Regions from separate parts of the Homo sapiens genome. Here all the other regions are linked to region 1. A link is a contact called in ENCODE Hi-C or POLR2A ChIA-PET data. All regions are on one chromosome and are shown on one strand. The core of a region is the stretch at or near the end of the contact, and the rest is flanking DNA. Distances in the headings are between cores, read along the strand shown.

Region 1 (6,546 bases), core at 2,321-4,820:
ATCTGTATGTAGCTGGGAATAGTGTAGGCTTTTAGAAACTAGCAGGAAAAAAGAAGGAGATACTTTAAACTAGGAATGGTTTGTAGCCAAATCAATTGATAAAAGAAGGAAAAAGATGGCACAACTAAAATTGATGCCAAAGATTTATAAGGTTGACTAAATAAAAATGAATGGATCACCATGGAAATGCATGAATACTGAAATAGGCAAGATTTGAATAGACTAATGATGTGCCTCACTTAAACTGACAGGTGTTGATAACAACGGTGACACTCAATCCACACCAACCGCCACACTTCCAACATGTTTATTCCTAGAAAACAGGCTGGATTTAGAGGTTCCTTTGGTAATAGTTTATAAGCAAAATGCATTTTCCGGTCTTAAAGTGACTGACTCAATGCTCATCTACTGGAAAAACAAAAAAAAGGTTTTTATCCATTTTGTTCCTAGATATGAGGAGCTGCAGTTAGCAAAAGTCATTCTCCTGGGCTCTACTAGTCTTTGTTTCAATAAACCTCCCACAAACCTGAATTCTCAGTCTTGCTTGTCTCCCACACTGAGTACTTGAAGTATGACCACCACTCATTAGAAACATAATTAAAAAGACACAACACTAGATCCCCACCCCCCATCACATTCAGATGAAAACCAATAACCCTTAATCTATTTGTTACCATGGCTACCATAGGATATTTTATTTCAGTAAAACTCTAGGTATTTCGTTTGGATTGCTGCTTGCAAATGAAAGTTGGAGACCTATAAATTTCCATAACCGAGAGACCGAGGAGAAGAAAATGTTTTTCTTAATCACAGGCAAATATGGTTTATAAGATGTTTGTGCAGAAAAGTTATTAAAATTGGTTAGATGCATCAGCCCATAAACCAATTTAAATGCCATTAAATTCATATAGAGTTTAAAAGGCACATGTGCTAGTAATTCCCTGATTTATAGCAGGGTGATAAATCAAGTGCACTCCAGCACAATGTATGGGACGGAGACTATTCATCAGTAGCACACAGCTCCATACCTGTATAAACACCTAGATTATGGACTAATCAAATACACGCATGCCAACCAGCCTTTAAAGTATTCACTAGTGCTTACTGGACATGTTTTCTCTAAGTGTCGGAAAGAACAATCTATAAAATTGTTCATTCTCCTCCCTCACAAAAAAATTAAAAAGCTCTATACCTTCTTTCCATAATAATAATAATAATAATAATAATAATAATAATAATAATAAATCAGGAATGAGGTGGGACAAGTCTGCTGTCATTCATCTGAAAATGAAGCAATTCCTCAAATCTGCCCTCCCAGGGCTGAGTTAGTGATAAGACCACACGGCGAGGAAGAAACTCTGTAGTGACTAGACAGATGACTTTAAAGAGACTGAAACTAGTATAAATACAGCCGTAACCAGGACAGATCTGTCATTGCAAGAGGAGTCCGAATCCCAGCGTTGCTGGACTGGAGAGAGGCTGGAACCTGCAGCAGCGGGCCGGGATGCCGCTGAGCTGCCGAAGTGGAAGTTTCGCAGGCAGCAGCAGCTCGGCGTCCTCCACGGTCTGGTCCCTCCAGCGCCGAGGTCTCGCCTAATGCTACATAAATACCTGCGTCCACGATTCGCCCGGGGCGCGCCGCGGCGCAAGCACGGGAGGGAGGGAGGAGAACGTTTGCAGAGCGGCGGGGATGGCAGCGGCGGCGGCGGCAGCTCCTTACCCATCAGCATCTCTGGGGGCCCGCGCGAGGGCCCGCCAACGGACCGCGTCTGCCGCTTGGTTCCACAGCCCAGGGACGACAACTGGCTTCTCAGCGGGTGGACCCAGGCATCCGAGACTCGCGCGTGGCCGCCACCCCCTCCTCCGAGACGGCTGGCCGCAGGCAGGCAGCGCGTCCCCGCCTTCCCCAGGCAACGCAGAGGCGACCTGCCCTAAGAGCCACCTCCGACCTACCCCGGCTCCCAGCCCCGCGCTCCGGCCCCAGGCGAGCACGTCCCTCCCTTGGGGCCCGGGGCCGACGCTGCCCAGCGCGGGCACCCGCGCGGCGACCGCAGATAACCCTAGCGCTCTCAGCCCGCTCCAGGCCACGGAGACCGGGACGCGAGCCCTGGGCTCCCCCGGCCCCCCGAGGCCATCGGGGCGCGCGTTCACACTCCCACACTACACATCTCCAGGTCCACCCTGTCCCACACATCAACAACCCCTCCCCAACGACACCACCTCCTGGCCGCTTCGCCGTCCCCGTGAGCTCTCCTTTCCGCGTCCCCCCACAACACGCTGGCACCCACAAGGTGTCAAGGGAAGTGTGCGTGTGTGTGTCGGGGTGGGGTGGGTCACAATAAGGTCTGTGCGGGTTCCCTCCCGACGGTTTTCGAGCTCATCTACCTCGAAAGTTACTTGGGATTGAGTAAAGAGACCCAGTCCCCAAATGCGAGATCAGAGGACGCGAGGGGCAGAAAACCCCAACCTGGCTTCTCGCTGCACAGAGGCGCGCACCTCCCCAAAGGACAGTGCGCGCGGCCGCCCCTGGGGGCCAGCCCTCCGTCGCCTCCAGGTCTCCTGCCCGGCCGGGGCCCTGGGCCGCTCAGGGGAACGTGGCCTGGAGAGGGGCGCGCGCCGCCGGGCCCAGCAGGGGGGCTGCTCCGGCCAGGGGTCACACAAGCCTCCAGCACCTCCGAACACCGTGACAGTGGCCCCAGGCAGCCCCGGTGCATACACACCCGGGGGCAGGAAGTTTTTTCCCCCCCTTTTTTTCCCCCTGGAGCAGCGCAGGCGCAAGGGCTCCTGCAGCCTGCGAGTCCAGACGCGGGAGGCTCCTGTCGCCGCCGCCGCCGCCGAAGCCGAGCCCAGGGTTCCGGGTTCCGGCCCCGCTCCCACGCCCGGCCCGGCCCGGCCCCACGCGGCGGCCAGGACCTGGGTCTCCCTCCGGCGCCGCATCCGAGGCGCTCCAGCCCGGCCCGGCTCTTACCTCCGGCGCGCGGCTCCGGCCCCGGCCCGACGCGCAGAGAGCCCGGGGTCGCGGGTGGGCGCAGGAGGGCTGATGGAGAGCGGACAGCGCCGGCGGGTAGCGGTGGCTGGGGCCGCTCGGGTCCTGGCCGGAGGAAACGGATCCAGGTCCTCCTCCTCGCGTTCCTGCTCTCCGCCTTCTCCCCTCGTTCCTCCTCCTCCTCCGCCGCCGCCGCCTCCCGGCAGCCCAGGGAGGATGCCCGGGAGAGGGAAGTCGGTCCTCCTGCCTGTCAGCCTGTGCGGCTATGAGCGGTGCGGCGCGGCTCTCATCGAGGCGGCGGCGGCGGCGGCGGCTCCGGCAGCATCGCCCCCGCCCTCTCCCCGCAGCCGCGGCGGCCGCGGGGCTGGGGCTGGCTCCGGGCTCGCGGCTCGGGCTCCGGGCGGGGGCTGCGCTCAAGCGCGGCGACCGCCGGGGCTGCGGACGGGCGCTGCGGAGCCGGGGCCGGGGCTGGAGCTGCGGCGAGATCCGCGGTGGCGGGGACGGCGGCGGCGGCGCGGGGGCTGGCGCGGCCGCGGCGCGGGGACCATGCTCCCTTCTGGCTCGCTCCGCTCCGGGTACCGTCTGCTTTAGCTGCGAGGGAGGCGGGCTTCGGCGCGCAGCCAGGGGCGGGCGGAGCCAATCACGGGCGCCCGAGTGGGCGGGGGTGGCGGGTGGGGGAGGCGGGGCCCTCTGGCCCGGCCCGGCCAGGCCGGGCCCCGTGCGCAGTTTCCCCGGCCCGAGGGATTCCCGGCTGCCGCGCGCCGGGTCCGAGGTTGGAGTGCTCGCGGGTGTGTCCGTCGGTCCGTCCGTCCGCCGCCCCCGCCCCCCGCGGTGGCCCCCGGCTCGCCTGGCTCCGCGGCCGCGCCCGGCAGACGCACGGCGCGTGGCACGGGCTGCTCCGCCGTGGCCTCCTGGCCTTGCTGGCCCAGGGTTGGGGGCCCGGGACTGAGGCGAGCTCCCCGTCTGCTCTCAACACCTGAGGAAACTGGCGGAAAAGTTTGAGAAGGAAAAAGTCCAATCGTCTTTCAGCTTCCGCCCTCTTTATGACACTCCAGCCTTGGAAAGGAGCAGGAATTGTCCACACCTCTGAAGGACCAGGGAGAGCCCTGCAAAGTGTCCACCAGCCTTCTGAGTCAGCCCTGCCTCTCCTGGGGCGCGCGACTTTTCTGTTCATACTGACCCTTAGGAATCCAGGAAGCCTTCTCTGTTTAACAGCCTGACCAGCCTTTGATGTCTATACCGACTACTCACCCCCACCACAGCTCGCTCTCTCTCACACTGTCTACACTGACTTCTCAGTCCCACCACCTCTCGGTCTACACATGCTGTCTACACAGACCCTAACTTCTAACCCTAATAGAAGAGATTTGGCCAGAGGCGTGTGGGACCCCCAATGAGGGCTTTTCCATTATGCTAGAATATTTCACTCTGGGCACAGTCTTCTCCACCCCGACCGCTCTCCTAATCTGGTTTTTATTCCCCGACCTCTCCCTCCTCCCCTACATCCCCTTTACCTGGTTTTGAGTTTCAGAGGAAATATCTGTACCTGCCCTCCTCCTCCACCCCTGTCTGAATGTAAAGGCCTGAGGGCCCAATCCTCATCCTCCACCCTCCCTCCGCTCCCCCGGGTAAAGGCCTGAGGCCTGAGGCCTTGCTAGAAATTGGAGTTGGGGTGCTGTAGGTAGTGTGGGGAGCTGGCTGTGGGGGCCCAGCTGGGAGGAGCTGGCCTGGGGAGGGCTTTGCCAGTCCTTGCCTCCATCTACCAGGGCCAAGGAGGACTGAGCCGGTAAATATTTTCTTCTCAGCTCCCCCCCTGTGATGTCTGATCCAGGCCTCTGCTCTCCTTGGCTGTAAACTCAGCGCACGGATTGTGTCTTCTTTAATATTTTGTAGGAAGCAGAGTACAGTGTCGTGGCTGATAAATAATAAATAATAATAATCTACTGAGGGTAGCAGGAGCACTGTCAGAAATGGAATGAGGACGCCGGGGAAATGGCCCACTAGTGTCAGAATAACTGCATTTCCTGGAAAAAACATCCAACAGAGTTTGTGTGTGTGAAGCCCGGGACTCAAGGGAGGGGACAGAGCGGAGCACTTCAGGGAGGAAGCCACCCTTCATGAGGACGACAGCCAGGAAAACTGGCGTGACCTTAAGAGAGGGTGACAGAGGTGCCGAAAAGGGGAGCAGGAGTGGGGGGGAGGGGGAGAAAAGCTCCCCAAGGGTCCTCAGACAACACCTGAAGGTGATCGATAGCTTTGGTTTGAGTACTATGTCCTTCAAATGGTATATGAAAAGTGATAGAAGAGTACTAGATAGCAAAATGGAAAAAAGAGGGATTTCTTGGGATTTCAAATTGATACACAGGTCAACCCAATGCAAAAAGAAGGAGAACAAAGCCACAGGCGTGTGTCTGTTCATCCACGCTGTAGGAAGCTGTCCTCTGAGATAATCTCCATGGATGCACTGACTGTGAACATGCAGAAGTCCACCCAGCCGTATTCTGGAGTAGCGCCCTATGTGACAGCTGTAGGCACTACAGAAATGTGGCCAAGGTTTGCAGGGTCTGGGATAGGTTAAGATCTGGCAATGTGAGGCACTCACAGTGTCTTACAGATGATTTTGAATGATCCTCAGTTGAAAGAAGAAAATAGGAACTCCAAGAATCCTTATTCAGCTACCTCTCCAGATGAAGGAGAAAGGATGCTCCCAATTTCCCTGCTGGCAGCATCAGAAAAGAGAGCTGTGCTGAGGTCTTATCCAGAGGAGGACCTACTCGGGCCATGGTGGTGCGAAGGGCGCTGGTTCTGGGGCACCGCAAACTCTTCAGGGCTGAAGTTTGGTAACAGCTCACCAGGGGAGCCAGCTTGTCAGGGAGAATGAGAAAAGCTGTGTGAATTAGACTCCCAGTGGGCTTGTCTACCCTGTCCTCACCCATCCTCGTTTTATCCAAGGCTTCCTCGTCATTGATGCTCTGCCCTGCTGGGAGCTGTTTAGTGTGGACACAGCCATTTATGAAGGGTCTGCGCTGGTCTGCATATGAGTTCCATTTCAGAGTGCTGTTGTTCACATGATCTGTCCCAGCGCATCTAGTGTCTTGGCAACATAAACTGGATTTGCATTGTGTCAGGGGTCTCCTCTCTCTCTCTCTCTACGTAGATCTTGCTGGTGTCTGGGATCTTTTTTGGGTCATTCTTTGCTCTACTCTGTGGCCCATGGGATGGGCCCCATGACTGGCATGGATCTCTCTGTGTGGTTCATGGGACTCGTGTGTTGTGCCCAGAAACCTCTTACACCATGGTCAAAGATTTCTCCATGAAACACAGGATTGACTTGGTGGTGTGTTCTCCAAAAGCCAACCCTCCCTGTCCTGAGCCCCAATCTGGGCACTGGGATCAGGACTAATGTGTACACTCCAAGCAGATGGGTAGTGAAGGAGCGGACTCATAGTGCATAGGGAAGTGGACTGGAACACTCCAGGACATCCATTCCCCGCTCAGATCATAGACCATTATCTGTGCAGTCAATCAGACAAGGACTTGTACTGGAAAGGCCACCATCA
Region 2 (6,546 bases), core at 2,621-5,120, 3.0 Mb after region 1:
TGTGCTTGCTTGCTTCTCCCCAGCAAGCTTTTTGCCGCAGAAGCATCCACTGAAGCCTCCAGCTTTCTTCAGCCTCAGCAGCTGGAAGCCATGTGAAGCAGCTGACAAACAGCTGGAGGCTGAGATGCCTGCTGTGGGGGGAGCAACAGTTTAAACCAGTGAGCATGTAGCATCGGAAAGCTTCCCGATGGATGATAGGTAAGGTCGGGTATGCAGATGGCCTTCCTGTGCAGGGCTGGGGACCAGAAAGAGGCAGCTAGGGGCAGGGGCCAGCCCCAGGGCAGGTTCAGAACCAAGACCCCATGTTGTGGGAGAATGGGGCCCATCAGGTGGGGCCTGGGCCCAGGGAGCTCTGGTGCAGATGCATGGAACTAAAGCACCCAAAACCTCCTCTGAGTTCCCAGCACTGATGGTGTTTTCAGAGATCATCGTGGCTCCCAGCCCGGGGAAGCCAGACTCAGGGCCAGGACTCTGAGTGGGGGGTTAGGAGAGGCGGCAGCTCTAAGGATGGAAGTTGGTGCTGACAGCAAGGGGCTGGCTCTATCCTCTGAGTATCTGGGAGCCATCATGGATCAAGGTCTCACTCCCATATTAGGAAAATTCTTTAAAAATTCCTCCGTGCAGTGCAATCTTGATTCTCCAGTGTGGGATGGGAGCATTGTGCCCCAGATATGGGAAGTCCTGGGCCACTTCCCTGGACCAGAAGTGCCGTGTCCCCACAACCCATCAGAGAGCTGGGGAAGTGCCATCCAGGCGAGCCTGAGCAGGTCCCCGGCCTTTCCCAATTCCCACATGTGCAATGGGAATGCAGCCAGTCAGAAGCAAGGGCCTCTGGCTCTGTGCCTCCACAGGGTAAGGCTGACCACAGGACTAGTCAGCCAAGGTTCGTGGACCCCTGCCAGTGCTGGCCTTGGCTCCAGGACAGGAATGTCCCTAAAGAGCTGAGGACCTTCCTTCTAGTGCTGCTCCCGGATGGAGGGCGGGGCACAAAGAACACAGCATGGATACGGAGGACCCAGGCTGTGAGCTGTCACCCTCCACTGGGCCTGGGGATGGTGGAGGGGGAGGATGGATGGAGAGATGGGAGAGGGGGATAAGTGAGGGAAGGAGGAAGGGAGGGAGACAGGGAGGTGGGGGAGAGGAGTCACACTGACGTCCAGGTTATGGACAGAAACGGACAGCTGAGGAGCCCATCAAGGCATACTAATGCCGCTGAGGCCGAGCGCATGTGCCCTCCCTTGGGCAGCTCCACTTCTCTGGGAATTCGTCATATGGCACCTGGCTTGCACTTCAGTCTCTGTGAGTCCATCCAAGGGAGTGAGTCCTACACTCCTATTCAGCTCTGGGAGCCACAGCCTGCTCAAAGAGCATCTGAAGCCACCGAGGCAAGCAGCAGACCTGGTGGCCCCGCTGTGAGCAAATTAGCTCATCTTCCTGGGACCCATAGAGCCGTCGGCCATTCCAAAATATCAGCCTCTTCGCTGGTTTCCGCCCAGCTGCCAAGGGACTACCCATGGACTTGGGGGTTGACCTTTCACTGCCTCCAGCTCATGGGGATGGACTTCCGCTCTAAAGGCAAGGGAGCATTGCCAACCCCTGCCACTCCAACAAGAGGGAGCTGTTCTTTTTCACTGTAGGGATTAAAACTCACAACAAAAACACTCAAGAAGCAGGCCAGGCACGGTGGTTCACACCTGTAATCCCAGCACTTTGGGAGGCCAAGGCAGGCAGATCACCTGAGGTCGGGAGTTCAAGATCAGCCTGACCAACATGGAGAAACCCCATCTCCACTAAAAATATAAAATTAGCCAGGCATGGTGGCACATACCTGTAATCCCAGCAACTTAGGAGGCTGAGACAGGAGAATCGCTTGAATCTGGGAGGCAGAGGTTGCAGTGAACTGAGATCATGCCATTGCATTCCAGCCTGGACAACAAAAGCAAAACTCCGTCTCAAAAAAAAAAAAAATACCCAAGAAGCCCCAGCTCCAATGCACTGTCAGAGCCTTCCAAAGTCCTCTTTTGTCACCACCTCATGGGGGTGGCTTCCAGTGACTACCGAGCAGACCATCAGACACTTATTCTCTGGTCATTCCAGGCATGTGACACATTGCCAGCCACTGGCATTGCCAAGAAGCTTGGGACGGACTGCTACCATAGTCACCTCAGGGGCATTACAAGCAGATGTGCCCGAAGTACTAGAAAGTTAATATCTATTTACTCATTTATTTTTGAGATGGAGTCTTGCTCTGCCGCGCCCAGGCTGGAGTACAGTAGCACCATCTTGGCTCACTGCAACCTCCCCCTCCTGGGTTCAAGTGATTCTCCTGCCTCAGTCTCCCAGGCAGCTGGGATTACAGGCACCTGCCACCACGCCCTGCTAATTTTTTGTATTTTTAGTAGAGACGGGGGTTTCACCATATTGGCCAGGCTGGTCTCGAACTTCCGACCTCAGGTGATCCCCCCCGCCTCGGCCTCCCAAAGTGCTGGGATTACAGGTGTGAGCCACTGCGCCTGGCCAAAGTTAATATTTATATTATCCAAAACCAGAGGTTCTACAGGAACAAGTATTTACTTCCCTTTGTACAGAGGCCCACCTGCTAGGGCAATGGTTAGGTGCACATGACATAAACCAGGCAATGTTAGAGGTACGTGCATATGGTATCTTTGCAGGGGTAAGGGATGGTTTTAACATAGGCCTTGGAGATTTCTAGGAGATTGGTCATTTCCTTAAACAGCTTATTTCTGGCATGAAAAACTTCCATCTTCAACACTCTTACTCCCTCCCATTACTTCAATTTCTACCTTTACTCCTAAATATGCAGCTACAGCCTTGACTTGGTTCTCGAGCTCCAGATTTGGCAAACTCACCTATCGCCACAGAGAAGTCTCACGGCCAAGCTGAATAAAATAAAACGCTTCTCTTTGCTGTAAGCCCACTCCTCCTCCCATCTTCCCTGTTCCTGTGAGCCATAACACATTCACCTCATCATCAAGGGTCACACCCTTAGAATCCTCACCGACAGCTCCTAACCCACAAGCAGGAAGGCTGGGCAGTGCACCCTCACTGCTTGTCTCAGACCCCTCACGTCCCTCATACCTACTGTCACAGCCCCAGGTCACCTAGAAAGCTGCTCTCCTCCCTCCTTTTCTTACAGCACAACGAGCCAGATTCATCTTCCAAAGCACCGCTGTCCTCTCCAAGCTGCAGTCTCTCACTCTCTTGCCCTTAGAGTAAGTCCGAATGCCTCACCCGGGCCTCCATGATCCAGCCAAGCTGCCCTTGCAGCCTTTCCTCCCCGCACCCCACCGGCATCCCCTGGGCTGCCCAATCAGCCTCCACCAGATTCCCAGGCAGGGGAGCCACGGGGGAATGTCCAGTGTTGGAGCTGGAAGCCAGGGACGCTGACTTTAGAACTGTCTGGTTGCTGTGGAGCCTCATGGAGTCTTCCCAGGTCTGTCTCCCTGTTTGAGGCTTGCACTCCAGAGGCCCCTCTGGGCAATAATGAACCACCGGGAGTGGTGCCGGGATCGCAGACAGAGATGGACTGCCTGGAGCAGGGTCACCAGGACCAAGGCAGTAACTCAGGTCTGTCAGCGACTTTGTCCACTTCGTCTGTCTCTCAGGCAATTCCTAGAGCTGTGGGAGGGCCCAGGACATGCCCACACCCAGCCACAGTGAGAATGAGGCTGGTTGCTCCTCACTTCTGTTAAATCAAACTAAATTTGGCCTGAGAAAGCCTCTGTACTCACATACTTGAGTTCTTACTTAGGAACAACAAGCTAACTTAGTACCTAAACAAACTGAAAACTCAACTCAGCAGTATGCTTCTGTAACAATGGCTGAGTCTCAGCCAGTCGCAGGCGGCCAGCTGTTCAGACCTTGTACCAATGAGGAAAACGCTGAGCTGTAACTAACCCAGCTGTTTCTGTAGCTCACAATTCCTGTATGTCACCTTCCTTTTTCTGTCCATAAATCTTATCTGACCATGTAGCAGCCCTGGAGTCTCTGAATCTATTCTGATTCTGGGGGCTATCAAATTCAGAAATCATTTTGGTTGTTTTTTTTCTTTTCTTTTCTTTTTTTTTTCAATTAAACTCTGTTAAATTTAATATGTCTAAAGTTTTTCTTTTAACAGATTTGGTGTCAGAAGTGAGAATACAGAGTAAAACTTCAGCAACCCCCAGGAACACCAGGGAACCAGACCAGATACCTGCGAAGCCAGCTGTGCCCACTGATTTCTTGTTTGTAACTGGAGGTCGTGGCTGAATTTTCTCTCAGATTCCAAGATCCAAGAATTTGTGTTCTCAGCTCTCCAAGTTTGTTTGAGCAATCTTTGGACTGGGCTGGGTTTGGGATTGGATTGGATTCAATAATCAACCGGATTAGATTCAGTTAGAGGCTGAGGGCCTCAGGTGGGTACCTTTTTGGTAATGAGTTCATCTCAATTCAAAGAGCCTGGGACTCCACATTCTGGGACTCCAGCTACTTTTATGTATAAAATTATGGGCCCAGAACATGTGCATTTTCAGAAAAAATGGGTTAACCTCACTGAGACAACTTAGAAAAGATAATGGGGAAGTTTTAATTTGGTTAAAATTATTTATTTGCAAGTCATATGAGAAAAAAGGAATCAGAATCCCACATAAAAACAATAGTATGTATCCTTTAATTAGTATAGGAAGATCTAAAAGACTGAACAAATCAAAAATTGCATCCGTAAAAGATTCTTTGCAAAAAGCAAGTGAAAATCTTAAACAACAGACTAAGGACATCATAAAAGAGGACTAAGGCCGAGCACAGTGGCTCATGTCTGTAATCCCAGCACTTTGGAAGGTCAAGGTGGGAAAATTGCTTGAGTCCAGGAGTTCGAGACCAGCATGGGCAACATAGTGAGACCTCATCTCTACAAAAACATAAACAAAATTAGCCAGGTATAGTGGTTTACACCTGTAGTCCTAGCTACTTGGGAGGCTGAGGTGGGAAGATTGCTTGAGCCCAGGAGGTTGAGGCTTCAGTGAGCCAAGATTGCACCACTACACTCCAGTCTGAGCAACAGAGTGAGATCCTGTCTCAAAATAATCATTAATAGTAATAACAATAAATTACAATAAATTATTTTTGTTGTTGTTTTTTTGAGATGGAGTTTTGCTTTTGTTGCCCAGGCTGGATGGAGTGCAGTGGCACGATCTCAGTTCACCACAACCTCTGCCTTCCGGGTTCAAGCAATTCTCCTGCCTCAGCCTCCCTAGTGGGCTGGGATTACAGGTGCATGCCACCATGCCTGGCTAATTTTATATTTTTAGTAGAGATGGGGTTTCACCATGTTGGTCAGACTGGTCTCAAACTCCCGACCTCAGGTGATCCACCTGCCTCAGCCTCCCAAATTGTTGGGATTACAGGCGTGAGCCACCACGCCCGGCCTATAATAAATTAATTTTTAAACTTTCCACTGGTAAGATACTTTGAAAAGAAACAAGGACTATGTTCTTACTGAACTAACCACAACTGTTTATTCTCTTTATCCATCCCCAACTAAATATTCTGAGTCCACTAACCTTGCTAAATTACCCTTTCACCCTGAAGAATATTGACAAAAGAGAAGGCAAACAGATGTCTTTACAAAGTAAGACCTCTGATCAGCCAGGCCTTCCTGCTGTAACCACTTTAACTCCATGATCTAAAATTGAGCTTAGAGCCATTGTAAAAGACTTCCCTGATGCAAGGAGAAACCCTCAAAAATTTACTGAGGAATTTAGAATCTTCCTAGGAATGGAGGATCCAGGACTCCTTGACCTTTACCAATTTATTCACATGATATTGGGACCTGGCAAATGGATGCCAGCAACAGAATGGAACACACATGAGGAGGATATTAAAGACCCCTCCAAGACCTCCTCATGGGAAGGGCCAAAAGGAGCATGAAAAAATGCTGAACCCCTTCTAGATTCAATTTCTAAGATTTTTCACACATTTTTGTCTTCTGGTTTGCATGATGGACCAATCACATTCACCAAAAATTGATTGGTCCATGATGCAATCCTGCAGACAAGAAAAAAAAAAGATGAACCAGTTTCACATTATAGAACTCACTTAGAAACACTATTTCAGAAACATTCTGGGCTCAACATATGGCAAGGAGCATTTCCTGCAGAGACTGAAACGGCATAAACTGTTCTATTTATAAGCAGATTTTGTCCTGAACTTAGCAGTTTAATTAAAAAACATAAACCTAGATGGGAAGTGACAGATATGACTGAATTGGTGGCTGTAGCTGAACATTTTGAAAGGGCTCTACAGGAAGAAAAAACCCAAAGATTAACAAGCCTATGTCCCTTCAACCTTCAAAAAGCTGCAACCTGTGAAGTTTTTTCAACCAAGAGGTCCTGAAACAAGAGGTCCCAAAGTATCTCCCTTTATTGCAAATGACTAGAAAAGAGACACTGGAAAAGAAATTCTCCATTTTTCTGACAGTCCACCAATAAGCCTCTTTCCTTTAGGCTAGAGAGAGCCCAAGAGATTTTAGCTCTCGTGATAATTGACCAG
Region 3 (6,546 bases), core at 2,692-5,191, 2.9 Mb after region 1:
TGCTTCTGGAGCTTTCTGGCAGCCCTTGGTGTCCTTGGCTTGAGGGCATCACCCCAGCCTCGGCCTCTGTTTTCACATGGCCTTCTCCCTGTGCATCTCTGGGTCCCTGTGTCTTTACATGGCTGTCTTATAGGTCATTCGTCATTAAATTTAGGGCCCACCCCAACTGGTACAACCTCATTTTAACTTGATTATATCTGCAAAAACTCTATTTGCAAATAAAGTCACTGTCACAGGTACCAGGGATTAGGATCCCAACAGGTCTTTTGAGGGGAACACAGTTCAAGCCACAACACAGTCACAGCAGGTAGAAGGGATGGTATGGGCAAAGGGTCCTGAGGCTGGCAATGTCCCCAGGCGTTGGAGAGCATGAAAAGTCTGCTGTGGCTGGGGCACAGGGAACTGGGAGACAACAATGAGGACGGACGGATAAATGGGGGAGATTATAGAGAACCTTGAGTTCTCAGCTAACGGGTCTGAACTTTTTCAGCAGGTAAGTGGGAGCCACAAAAAGGTTTTTTTTGTTGTTGTTTGTTTGTTTTGAGATGGAGTCTTGCTCTGTCACCCAGACTGGAGTGCAGTGGAGCGATCTCAGCTCACTGCAACCTCCACCTCCCGGGTTTAAGCAATTCTCCTGCCTTAGCCTCCTCAGTAGCTGGGATTACAGGCACCCGCCAATATGCCAGGCTAATTTTTGTATTTTTAGTAGAGACAGGGTTTCACCATGTTGGTCAGGCTGGTCTTGAACTCCTGACCTCAAGTGATCCACCCGCCTCGGTCTCCCAAAGTGCTGGGATTATAGGCGTGAGCCACTGTGCCCAGCCCACAAAAGGGTTTTGAGTGAGGGTTGGTGAGATGTGTGGAAGAAAGATCACTCCAAGGCAGGCAATGAGGAATGCAGAGTGGAGGGGGCCGCGTGACCCTGGGAGACCCACTGGGAAGCTGTCGAGGCAGCACAGATAGCAGGGTGGGAGTGGTGGGGAGGGAAGGAGGCCAAGTGCAGGAGAAACAGAAACCAACATAGTGTTGTTTGGGGAAACGGGGAGGAAATTGTGTGAAGAAAAAAAGACCCTCAATAGGATGGGATGATGCTTAATCTGATAAAACGGTGGCATTTACATTTCAGATCTTTCTTTTTTTTTTTTTTTTTTTTTTTTTGAGGTGGAGTCGCCCTCTGTCACCCAGGCTGGAGTGCAGTGGTGCAATCTCGGCTCACTGCAACCTCCACGTGCTGGGTTCAAGGGATTCTTGTGCCTCACCCTCCCGAGTAGCTGGGATTACAGGTGCGCACCACCACACCCAGCTAATTTTTGCACTTTTAGTAGAGACAGGGTCTCACCATGTTGGTCAGGCTGGTCTCAAACTCCTGCCCTCAGGTGATCCGCCCGCCTCAGCCTCCAAACGTGCTGGGATTACAGGCGTGAGCCACCGCGCCCAGCCACATTTCAGATCTTGATTCCATGTTTGTTCAGCTCTGAGGCTTATGCCTTTGGGAAGGTCCAGGCAGAGCATGCAGCCCAGGTCACCCTCGGGACATGATGGCTTTCAGCGTGGCTCCTGGTGGCTGTGGTAGAAGAACGGGAGCCCTGAGGGGATAGAGCTGCAAATCTCTAATGGCAGCTCCCGCCATGGCGGAGTTGGGGTGGTGAGGGGGGCCGTAGGGCCCAGAAGCCCCACTTTGGGGTAGCAGTCTCTGGGTTGAGTAGTCAAGGCCTGATGATCCAGGGGACCCTGTCAGCTTTGGGGGCTCAGTGAGAGGCCGGCTCTGACCACTCGGGGTGGAGGGGAGAGGCCATTCCTGGGTAGACAGCTTGCTCCTGGTAAGTGAGCCACACAGGACATAGCCATGCATCCGCCATGCCTGTGGTGGCTGCCAGCTGAGCCTCACACACATGCCCCAGAGGCAGGGGCTGGAAACTGGGGGCATCCTGTCCACTCCCAGCCACCCTGGTTCTTCTTCCCCATGTGCTCCTCTCCTCTCCCATGCAACTGAACGGTCCTCACGGTTGCACCTTCATGCTGGCCTTTCTCTCTAGGTAAGGGGGAAATTACACCAGCTGAACGTAATTCCCTGCACAGCAAGTTGGGCCTATTGACTCATTGTTCTTAAAAAGGCAGAACAGACTGTGGACATGGGGCCTGAGAGAAAGTGAGAGGCAGAAAGACACAGCAATGGGGAGGGCGGTTCACCGGCCCTCCCTCCTGCATCCACAGGCGGTGGGCTAAGGGGCTCTTGCCCGATTTAGAATTGTGCGCCCCAGCCCTGTAGACTCTCCCCTGTGCCCCGTAACTCTACCCACTTACTCATTCATGAAATAACCTAACCTAAAGCACCTACGATGTGCCAGGCCCTGTTCCAGGGACTAGGGACACAGCAGTGAACAAGACAGGCAGGTGTCCCCTGTGCAACTGTCACTCGGTGGGAGTTGTCAGAGCCAAGTCTACAGAGAAATGAATACCGTCAGACAGATCAGGCAGCAGGCAGCAGTGTGAGGAAAACTAAGCAGGGTGACACGGTAGAGAGGGACTGGGGGGCAGGTTTGGAGGGTGCTTCCGACCTGGGTAATCAAAGCAGACCCCTCTTAAGAGATGACCTTTGAGAGGTAGCCTAAATGAGACGTAGGCCCCCACTGCATACAGATCTGGGGCACAGAGAATAGCAAGTGCAAAGACCCCAAGACACTAAGAAGCTTGGCAGGACTGAGGAGCAGAAGGGAACCGGGGAGAACAGGAGGAGATAAGGTCAGAGGTGAGAGGTCAGAAAGGGAGCGGGGTAGGCCTACTAGCCATGAAAAGATTTTGCATTTTGTTTTAAAAGCAATGAGAAGCCACTGGCAGGTTTTATTCAGGAGGATTGTTCAATGGGAATTAATCTTTTTAATAAGCTAACTCTGGAGGCTGAACGGAACATGAACATGGAGGGGAGTTGAGGGGGGTTGTATGGGGGTGCAGAATCAAAACAGAGAGGCCCTTTAGGAGGCTGGTGGAGGCTGGTGAGTGGGGTGAACAGTGACAGGACTTCAGCGTGGGATGGTTGAATTGATGTGGTGAGAAGTGACCAGGTCTGGAGCGTATTTAGGAGGTAAGGTTAACAGAACTTGCTGATGGATTAGATTTGGGGAATGAGGCATATAGTGGGTTAAATAGCATCCCCCCTACCCAGATTCACATCTACCCAGAACCTCAGGACAAGGCCTTCTTTGGAAAAGGGTCTTTGCAGAGGTAATTAGGTCAGAACATGGCCTTCTTTGGAATGAGGCATGTAGTGGGTTAAATAGCATCCGCCCCGACCCAAATTCACATCTACCCAGAACCTCAGAACAGAGCCTTCTTTGAAATAGAGTCCTTGTAGATGTAATTAAGATAAGGTCGTACTGGATCAGGGTGGGGCCAAGATGCCACCTCAGCTCCTGGCACATCTTCAGAATTCCAGGCAGGAAATGGCAGGAAGGGACAAGAGCCAGGTTAGCCCCCTTTGCTCTTTTTCAGTTTTTGTTTGTTTGTTTGTTTTTTGAGACAGGGTCTCGCTCTGTCACCCAGGCTGGAGTGCAGTGGCCCCATCACAGCTCTCTGCAGCCTCAACCTCCCAGGCTCAAGGGATCCTCCCACCTCAACTTTCCGAGTAGCCAAGTAGCTAAGACTACAGGCGTGTGCTAGCATGCCCGGCTAATTTTCGTATTTTTAAAATAGAGACAGGTTTTCACCATGTTGCCCAGGCTGATCTCAAACCAGGCTGAGCTGGGCTCAAGCAGCCCTCCTGACTAGCCTCCCAAATTGCTGGGATTATAGATGTGAGCCACCTCGCCCGGGCTTTCCCTTTTTTTTTTTTTTTAATGAGAAGAGCTAAGTCCTCCCAGGAGCCGCCAGCTCACTCCCTGTTACGTCTCATTGGCCGGAGCCGTGCCACGTGGCCACCCCCACCTGCACTACACAAGAGGCTAAGAAAGTGAGACTGCTGCCTCTCCAGCCCTGAGAGCAGGGTGTGGGAGGGGAAACGATGGGAATGAAGGTTGGCTCATCTGTCCTATAGTCTGCCACAAGCACGACTATGGCTGGGAGCCTTCTGCCTGGATGTGTTGGTTTCTTTTCAAAATTCCTCCTCCCCCAAATTATCCCACAACAAACTTGCAAGGCAGAAAGACCATACATGATTCATTCTCGTTTGACAGGTGAGGAAACTGAGACCTGAAGCTCAGAAAGGGCGCACCCACAGTCACAAAGAGTCCATGGCAGGGCCAGCCCTGCCCACAACATGCCCAATAAAATATATAATCCTCCAAGACAGATCATCATTTCTAATATACACCCTTGCACTGGGGCAGGTATGATAGTGGGAGGGCTCCTCCCAGCTTGCAAAGACCAACGACGGGGACCTGAGGGCAGCAGTCCTGCTCCATTCCACAGAGGGATTTAGTCCAGGCATTTGCTGCCACTTGATAGGCTAAGTGCTTAACTGAATTAGTGCAAATTCCTGCTGTCTCTGTGCGTTTGAGTTGTCTATGTCATGGGCTGACTTGGCAGGTCAGAGAGGCGAAGGCAGGAGAGGCAGCAGTAAAGACTCACCGAACCTCTGTCTGTGCTGTGGGAGGCCTTTGCTCAGTGTGTCCTCATGAGTGTTCTTGGCCTGGGGTCAGGCTCCAGGCAGGGCCTGGTGCGGAGGGCATGGTGGGTACCTGGTGAGGCCCAGGACACTGCCCAGCTACTCCAGACCACTCTCACATGATCCTTTCTGGTCTGTGAGGTCAGGGCAATGCCACCTGCTTGGCCTGGCAAAGTCAAGCAAGGAGCTCAAAGGCACTATGCCAGTGGGTAAGGGGGAGTGGCTCCATCAGGAAGATGTTTGGGTCTGCATGGTGCAGCTCCCAGGTGGGAAGAGGCTTCTCTCATGCCCCTGGCCAGCCTCCAGTCCAGCCTGGCCAGCAAAAGCTTCTCTGCATAAGGACAAGAAAGGATTCAGAGGACAAAGGGGACTCAAAATTTATTATCTAAATATCATCAGAGAGCATGGTGCCTTGCCCTTGGCCCTACTAAGAAGAGAAAGTGTTTTTTCTGTTCATGGCATTGCACAAAAATTGGCTGGTTTACGCCTTGGTCAGACCATGCTAACCTTGACTTTGGGAAGGAGTTTATGTAAAAAATCACTGGAGGTGGGCCGGGCGTGGTGGCTCACACCTATAATCCCAACACCTTGGGAGGCCGAGGCAGGCGGATCACGAGGTCAATAGATCGAGACCATCCTGGCCAACATGGTGAAACCCCATCTCTACTAAAAATACAAAATAAAAATATTTTGTATTTTAAAAATAAAAATACAAAAATTAACTGGGCATGGTTGCGCCAGTGTAGTCTCAGCTATTCGCGAAGCTGAGGCGGGAGAATCGCTTGAACCCAGGAGGCGGAGGTTGCAGTGAGCCAAGTGAGCACCGCTGTACTCCAGCCTGGTGACAGAGTGAGACTCCATCTCAAAACCAAAACAAACAAACAAAAAATCACTGGAGGTGAACTTGGCTGAGACATTGTCATTTGTTAACCAATTCTGTTTTTTTTTTTTTTTTTTTTTTTTTGAGACGGAGTCTTGTTCTGTCACTCAGGCTAGAGTGCAGTGGCACAATCTCAGCTCACTGTAACCTCTGCCTCCCAGGTTCAAGCGATTCTCCTGCGTTAGCCTCCTGAGTAGCTGGGATTACAGGTGTGTGCCACCACACCCAGCTAATTTTGTTGATGTTGTTGTTGTACTTTTAGTAGAAACAGTGTTTCACTGTTTTGGCCAGGCTGGTCTCAAACTCCTGACCTCAGGTGATCTACCAGCCTCGGCCTCCCAGAGTGCTGCGATTATAGGCGTGAGCCACCACGCCCAGCCTTGTTAACCAATCCTTATTTTCTGGGCACACAGTGGGACAACGTTTCCCACCCTCCTCCACAGTTAGATGGGGTCCATGCAATTAAGTTCCAACCAACGGAATAATGTGTTAACCACTGAGATGTGAGGTTGTTTATTCTAGCAATAAGACCATCCTGAGTTAGTAACAATGACATTTGGGAGTTCCAGGTGGGAACCACCCAACTTCAGAAACTCCATCATTTTTTGAGAGGCACTAGGGTGTAGAGGCTTTGGAGTAAGGTGTGGCTGGATTCATATCTTTGTTTTGCAACTTACTAGCTGTGTGACCTCAGGCAAGTTACTTAACCTCTCTGAACCCATTTCTCCATCTGTAAAAAGGGAAAAATCTAACACTCACAAGGGTGTTGTAAAAATTCAGTTAGGTAATGCACATAAAGTGCTTAGCATGGAGCCTGGCACAGAGATTAGCCTATAAATAGTAGTTGCTGTTATTTTACTGAATTGAAAATAGTTTAAAAGATAAATTAGTTTAAAACTTTTATCTGTCTGTTTAAAATTGTATGATTTGTTTCATAAATAGCATAAATGGAAACTGAGACAAAAGCAAGCAATCTCTCAGCTTCCATAAAACCCTGGACTAGGTCACCAGACTGGAAGTTCAAAATAAACTGATTTAGTAGCAGCTTATCCTCAGTTGTCCAGAG
Region 4 (6,546 bases), core at 2,766-5,265, 2.8 Mb after region 1:
AGTGAGAACCAACTGCGCCCCTCCCTGGTTCCTGCCTGGCTCTCCAGCCTTCCTGATAACCCAGTAAGCTGCCCCATATCCTTTCATTACAATCCTTTTCTATGTGAGTTAGCCAAAGCTGGTTTCTGTGGATGGCATCGGAAGGTGAAGTGCAATGGGACAACCTGTGCCCAGGCTGGGGGCCTGAGAAACTCAGCTCAGGACAGCTCAGAGGGGTTGTTCAGAAGTGAGGGACCACAGTGCATGGCACATGCCTGCTCCATCGCCCCTCCTTGCTCAGGACCTGAGCAGAGGCTGGGGGTGGCTGAGGGTCTTGGTTCTGGGTGGAGGGTGGGCTTGGGCTCTCAGGTTAGGCTGAGTAGCAGGTAGGCCCAGGGTGTGAGGAGGGTGTGCAGGCAGGCCCAGGGCCTGGTAAGTGGCAGAGGGTTGGGACTCCTCCTGGCCTGGCTGGAGCAGGCAGGCTTGTAGGCACTGGAGGCTCTGACCCTGCCAAAAGGGTCCCTGCCTGTGTCTGAACCCCTCAGGGAAGAGGAGACCCAGCACAGTGGGCGTTTGTTCCTGTGTGACACTGCCCTTCCCTGGAGCAGGATGAGCTGAGCCCAGCGAGCTGAGGTCACGTCTGCCCCATGACAATCCTCCCACTGTCCCTCAGTTGGGACATACAGTGCCATCCCAGCTGCCCCTTAGCTGATCTCCTAGATGCCTGTGAAACCCGAGTGGAAAGAGGGTGGGTGGGGTCCCCTGATGCCAAGGATGGGGGTGCAGAGAAAGGGACCATGATGTAATGGGCTGACATGAGGGGGAGCACTGCCTGTCTCTGGGGACCTCTCAGCTGGAAATGGAGGAATTCAATGACTTCCTCCCCACACCAGACATCTGCAGGGCACTCTTAGAGCCTGCTACCCCCACCCCTCCCTCACTTATCTGTGCTGCCTGAGAGGCCCACCCTCCCCCTAGGACAGCTCTCCCCTACCAATCTCTCTCAGCCACTCCCTGCACACCTCCGGTAGACCAGTCCCCAGCTCCATCCATGTCAGCTCTCCTTCTAGAGGCTGTGAGCCCTGGAAGGCTGTGCTGAGCTTCCAGAGGCTCTGAGCACAGGAGGCTGTGTCTCTCAAGGCTATTCTACACTGCCTGGGGCTTCACTTTCTTTTCAGTGGAATGGGAGCCTTCGCCTCCAGGAAGGCAGCCCACAGTGTGGTGGTCACACCCTGCATAAATCCTCTCCTTGGTGTGGGGGCACCGGTGACTTATTTCTAACCAACAGAATCTGGCAAAGGTGAAGGGATTTTGCAAATGTAATTGAGGCCCCAAATCAGTTGACTTTCAGTTAATAAAAACAGACTATTTTGTGCAGGCCTGGCTCAATCAGGTGAAAACCCTTGTAACAGGGACTGGGCTCTTCCTGAGTCGAGTACCTCTCCTTGCAGGCTTGATGGAGTAAGCAGCTAACTCATGAAAGCCCACCTGGTAAAGGCCACAGGCAGCCTCTAGAACCTGAAATTGGCCTACAACTAGCAGCAGAAAAGCTAGGGCCCCCAGCATACAGCTGCAAGGTAGTGCATAGGTGGAAACAGATTCTTCCCCACTTGAACCTCCAGATGAGATCACAGCCCAGTTGACACCTTCATTACAGTCTTGTGAGACCCTGAGCAGAGGATCCAGGTAGGCTGTGCCCAGACGACTCAACCACAGAAACTGTGAGGTAATAAAGGTGTGTTGGCTGGGTGCGGTGGCTCATGCCTGTAATCCCAGCACTTTGGGAGGTTGAGGCAGGCAGATCACCTGAGGTCTGGAGTTTGAGACCAGCCTGGGCAACATGGTGAAACCCTGTCTCAACTAAAAATACAAAAATTAGCCAGGCATGGTGGTGCACGCCTGTAATCCCAGCTACTTGGGAGGCTGAGGGAGGAGAATTGCTTGAACCCAGGAGGCAGAGATTGCAGTGAACCAAGATCACACCACTGCACTCCAGCCTGGGTGACAGAGCAAGACTTTGTCTCAAAAAAGAAAAGAAAAAGAAAAAGAAATAAATATTTGTTGTTTTAAGCTGCTAAGTTTGTGGTAATTTTTAATGTAACAATAGAACACTAAATAGAACACTAATACAGACAGTGAGATAAATGGAAGGCTTCGGAATGTCAGGCTGGAGCTTGGAGAGGGAGTGGATGTCTTGACTTCTCCAAGATCAGAACACTGATCCAAAGCCCCCATCAGGCCAGAGGCAGCAGCTGAACAGTGGGCATGCTCTGAGACTGAGGACTGGAGCTGGGCCGGGTGTGAGAGCCTGCACTGGGGCCTGTTTTCCAACTTTTGCGGAAGACAGCCTGCTCTTTGGGAAGGATGTTGCCTGGAGTGCATGCCTGACAAGCTGGCATCTGCATGGGACACTAACCTGGGGCTGTGCCTTCAGCAGTGGTATCCTTGGGTCTGGGCCAATATCCGTGGTGTGAGTTCAGCAGGCATGGGACTCTTGTTCACATGGTCCATGCACACTGAACTTAAATATTGATTTTCAAGAATAACTTCCAGGTTGCTCATCACTTGTCTGCCTGGGTGTTTACTTCCACCAGCAGCTCCTGAGGGTTTCTTTTACCCCCACTTTCTTTGTCAGCACTTGATATTATCTGACTTGGTAATTTTTGCCAATCTCATAAGTGTAAAGGAGAATCTCACTGTTTTAATTTGCATTTCTCTGATAACTAGCGAGGTTGACAACATCCTCATGAACTTGTTAGTCATTTAGATTTCCCTTTCTGTGAATTCTTTTTATAACCTTTGATTCCTTTTAACAAATTAATTTTTGCTTCCCCACCCCACCAAAGTTTCTTTTCTTTTTTTTTCTTTTTTTGGAGACAGAGTCTCGCTCTGTCACCCAGGCTGGAGTACAGTGGCACAATCTTGGCTCACTGCAACCTCTACCTCCCAGGTTCAAGCAATTCTCCTGCCTCAACCTCCTGAATAGCTGGGATTACAGGTGCACACTGATACGCCTGGCTAATTTTTTGTATTTTAGTAGAGACGAGGTTTCACTGTGTCGCCCAGGCTGGTCTCGAACTTCTGAGCTGAGGCAATCCACCCGCCTCGGCCTCCCAAAGTGCTAGGATTACAGGCATGAGCCACCACACTCAGCTTCCCCCTTGGAAGTTTCTAAAGGCCTCCAGCTTGTTTGAAACCCAGGGGCAGGCCCTCAGCCTTGCCTTGCTTATTCTTGCATCTCTGCCCAGCTTAGCCACTAGGCTGTGTGCCCTCTGCTCCAGTCCTTGCCCCCTTGGGGCTGTGTCCCTGGGTGTGGGCCAAATTGTGGGTAGACTGTGGGTATGAGTTCAGGGAGTTTCTGCCCTAGATAAGGGTATGTAGATTAGGATAGAAACAGATCCACAAACAAAACATTTTCACTTACATTTTAAAGGCAGGAGGAAGAGAGAAGTGGGAAGGAAAGATCACATGCAGAACCTTTGTAGGTGCAAGGCCTGAGCCTGGAACTTTATGTGCCTTACGTTAGGTCATCCTCACAATAGCTTTGTCTTTTTTGAATGATTTTCTCCATTTGAAAAATGAAGACAGAAGAATCAGTGAGTCTTGGAGACTTAAACCATGGCTCAGAACCCAGGTTTTCTGCTTCCCAGCCAGGCCCTGGTCCTGGAGGGAGGGTATTCCCGTGGGACTTGTGGGTAGGTGACTTGGTATTGGTTTTCCTCTTGTCACAGGGTCCCAGGCAGCTCAGTGGGCCCCCACCTCCCAGAAAGAGTATGGGTTATGGAGGACTAGGGAGAAAACACAAATGACCCCATTGAGCCTGGTATGCCGGGGGGCTTCCAAGGCAAACAATGGCTCTCTGTGTCTGGTTTCTCTGAGGGCCGGAAGTCTCCAATGCATGGCCAACTGATGAGTCATGCAGGATATCTCCTGGGCCCAGCTTTGTTGTGCCGGAGGATCTTTCAGCCCAGCCTGAAATGGCAGATGATCTCATCAGGCTGGATCTGGGGAAGCCCTGTCTCTCGAAGTCCCGGTAGGCTCACGGCCCACTAACAGCCAGGAGGCTGGATGCTCTGGCCTTGAGACAGTTCCCGGAGGCACCCTATAGATGCTGGGCAGCTGCCGCCAACCCTCAGCCAGCTCGGATGGAGCCAGCCTGGAGGAAAAGGCTCCTGTGCTCATGGAACCCAGGGAAACCCCCGCTTTGTTCTCTCTGGACACAGCACGTGTCTGGTGGCCGCCCAGCCTCAGCTGTGTCCTGTAGAGTTTCCTGGACTTAACAGAAGCCTCCAGATGAGCATATTAGGAGTGCCCCAGGGAGGACTGACCTGAGACCGGAAGGAAGTCAAGGGCTTCAGTGGCCACCAAACCTGGCTCAGCCTGTGAGGCTTGGGAGGGGACACCGCCTGACTTTCCACTTGGCTGCCTTCAACAGAGGTTTCAGAAACAGAAAGCCTTGTAGTACTGAGGCTATTTTTAATGTTTTGAACCTGGACATTGCTGTTACTGTTGATGTTTCATGTACACCCCACTGGTTGATACAGAGCATGGCTCCAGAGTCACAGCTACACACCCAGGGACTCTGGCCTTGAGCAAATTACTTTCCCATTCTGAGCCTCAGTTTCCTCCCCTGTCCAGTGCAGGTGGCAGTACTGCTCCCAGGGCTGTCATGAGCATGTAGGAGATTGCCTACGCCCAGTGCCTCACCCATGGCCAGCCCTCAGTGAATGGTGGTCCTCTCTCTTCTCTTCATTCCTCTTGAGCTTTGAAGAGGTTCTTGGCTGGGCATCTATTCTTATTCACCTCCCAGAGGGTCTGGCCTGAACATGTTCCTTGGGAATGCCCATCTTTCCTCGGGATATAGGTGGTGTGTGGGGCTGCCTGCGAGAGCCTCCGGGCAAGAACTGCCCCGGTTGTCCAAGGGCCAAAGATGGTGTCATCACTGCCCTCAGCTGGGGCTCTACTTCTGGTTGGTTACCATGGTGAGCAACTTTTCAGAGGACAGCCCAGAGAGACATGCTAGGGTAGAGCCTCAGGGCCCAGGTAATAGGTGTGGGGCTCTGCCCTGAAAACCATGGAGACCAAGTCCCCTCCTATGAAGACTGCATCCCATCCCGCCTCTGAGGGCAGCCCTGGAGCCACTTAGGAGCCACAGGTAGGACGCTAGGCACTGGTCAAGAGAGGCTGTTCCCACCCCCACCCTGTGCCACTCTCCCGAGCCCTGATTCAAGGGCACAGCCACGTGAGCCTGCTTCCTGCACCCCTTGCCAGGGATCAGCAAGTTGCCTGAGGGGACATGATGCAGCTTGGAGTGTTCCATGCCAGAGGTCCCCAGCCGGCTGGATCATGATGAGACATCAGGCACGTTACTCAGTCTTTGCAGATCCATGGCCCCTGGCCACAACCTACTCAGCTGTGAAGGGGGTTGAAGTCACACTGGACAGGCTTGAGGAACGAGTGCCCTGAGGCAGGCCTGGAAATGTGTTTGCAGGTGGTTCTGATACATCAGCATATGAATCATTGATCTGATCAGTATAACAGAACCCTGGAAGCCCAATCCCCATCCAGCCCCAGTGCCGGGGAGTGTAGCTTAGACAATACCCCCTCATACTTTAATCTGCTGCTCCAAGAATGCGACCTAGCCTGAGGTTCAGAGGCCTGGCAATTCCAGCTCATGCACCCGGCCTGAGTTGGTCTGGCCTCTGCTTGCCTCCATCTCTGGACCCTCTCTCCCTCCCAGGCTGCAGCCACAGACAGGCACTCTTACGCTCCCAGATGGCGGTGCTGGGAGGTGCCCCTCACCTTGGGCCTGGAGGCTCTTTCTTCCTATGCCCCTGGTGGAGCTGGGGGGACACCTCCAAGCCGCTAACATGTCACAGGAAATGCAGGGAGACAGGAAGATTGCATGGTCTAGAACTTCTCTCTGGGAGATCGCTGCACTTGTTTCAAAGGAAGCCCTGGACAAGGCCCTTGGGGTAAAACAACCCCAAGAATCATGCTCTTCCCCAGCCAATGGTTGGGAAGCTTTTTAAGGAGTCCAGGCCTACTAGCCTTGGGTCTTTCTGAAGGGCTGGGTTTGGGCTGGGACTGAACCTCCTGGGTCCATCAGGAGGGTCCCCCTTTCCCACCCTCTCCCCACTCAGCTCCCAGGCCCTCCCCGATACGGAAATATTAACTCAATTGTACATGAATATCAGTGTGTCATGCCCCCAGTCCTTAATCTCCCTGGAACCCCAAGTCCTTCACTTGCCCTGGGCCACCCCACATCTCCATCTAGGCCCAGTGACAAGCCCTTGTTTACTCTGAAAACCCAACTCAAACGGCAATTCCCTTGTAAATTCTCCCATAAATTTCCTTGTAAATACTCTTCCCAGGTAAATTCCCAGGGCATTCCCAGGAACCATCCATCCTAGACATCCCAATGGGAAAAGATTTGTAAGTGGGAATTCTGTTCCCCATCATTTGTTTGCCACTGACCAAAAGGATATGACTAGGTGTCCTTCAATTCTTAGAAAGCAACTGCTTCTATACGTAACCGAAACAGAAACAGAAACTTCAGCCTGCATA

The links. A loop is a pair of places that touch in the nucleus more often than their neighbours do. ChIA-PET counts read pairs that join two places held with the same protein, here RNA polymerase II (POLR2A). Pooled maps may share reads with other maps.
Region 2: a map with no recorded cell type shows a loop between it and region 1 (3-fold over the local background). The contact joins the enhancer-like site here to the promoter of KLHL29 in region 1. A Hi-C loop is called at or near these places in 1 of 37 single-sample maps with no recorded cell type and 3 of 50 pooled maps. POLR2A ChIA-PET finds 5 or more read pairs at or near these places in 1 of 52 experiments (MCF 10A).
Region 3: a loop to region 1 is called in a map with no recorded cell type, with 3 times the contacts of the local background. The contact joins the enhancer-like site here to the promoter of KLHL29 in region 1. A Hi-C loop is called at or near these places in 4 of 37 single-sample maps with no recorded cell type and 3 of 50 pooled maps.
Region 4: a loop to region 1 is called in a map with no recorded cell type, with 8 times the contacts of the local background. The contact joins the enhancer-like site here to the promoter of KLHL29 in region 1. A Hi-C loop is called at or near these places in 3 of 37 single-sample maps with no recorded cell type and 5 of 50 pooled maps. POLR2A ChIA-PET finds 5 or more read pairs at or near these places in 1 of 52 experiments (HEK293T).

What each region holds. Positions count from the first base shown.
Region 1 is chr2:23,382,203-23,388,748 of GRCh38, reverse strand. KLHL29 (kelch like family member 29) reads right to left here and starts at 3,570. Exons shown (of 14, transcript NM_052920.2): 1 at 2,969-3,570. It overlaps LINC02923 (long intergenic non-protein coding RNA 2923), which reads left to right and starts at 1,431. Exons shown (of 6, transcript NR_187213.1): 1 at 1,431-6,546. RefSeq lists silencers at 1,684-1,733, 1,904-2,073, 2,094-2,213, 2,454-3,313, 3,484-3,833 and 1 more and an enhancer at 5,337-5,631.
Region 2 is chr2:20,416,480-20,423,025 of GRCh38, reverse strand. It overlaps LOC105373465 (a long non-coding RNA gene), which reads left to right. Exons shown (of 5, transcript XR_001739317.2): 2 at 1-198; 3 at 4,139-4,415. Among named protein-coding and RNA genes, the nearest start is that of RHOB, 27 kb to the left of the region's middle. RefSeq lists an enhancer at 320-833. Within about 2 kb of position 3,870, at least 19 of the 41 ENCODE cell types and tissues checked have a DNase peak (open chromatin) inside an H3K27ac peak, as active enhancers do.
Region 3 is chr2:20,507,531-20,514,076 of GRCh38, reverse strand. No RefSeq gene overlaps it. Among named protein-coding and RNA genes, the nearest start is that of RHOB, 64 kb to the right of the region's middle. Within about 2 kb of position 3,941, at least 3 of the 41 ENCODE cell types and tissues checked have a DNase peak (open chromatin) inside an H3K27ac peak, as active enhancers do.
Region 4 is chr2:20,576,825-20,583,370 of GRCh38, reverse strand. It overlaps a transcript of HS1BP3 not described here. Among named protein-coding and RNA genes, the nearest start is that of HS1BP3-IT1, 12 kb to the left of the region's middle. RefSeq lists enhancers at 2,393-2,954, 3,781-3,840, 4,031-4,360, 3,339-4,538, 3,325-4,837 and 2 more. Within about 2 kb of position 4,015, at least 33 of the 41 ENCODE cell types and tissues checked have a DNase peak (open chromatin) inside an H3K27ac peak, as active enhancers do.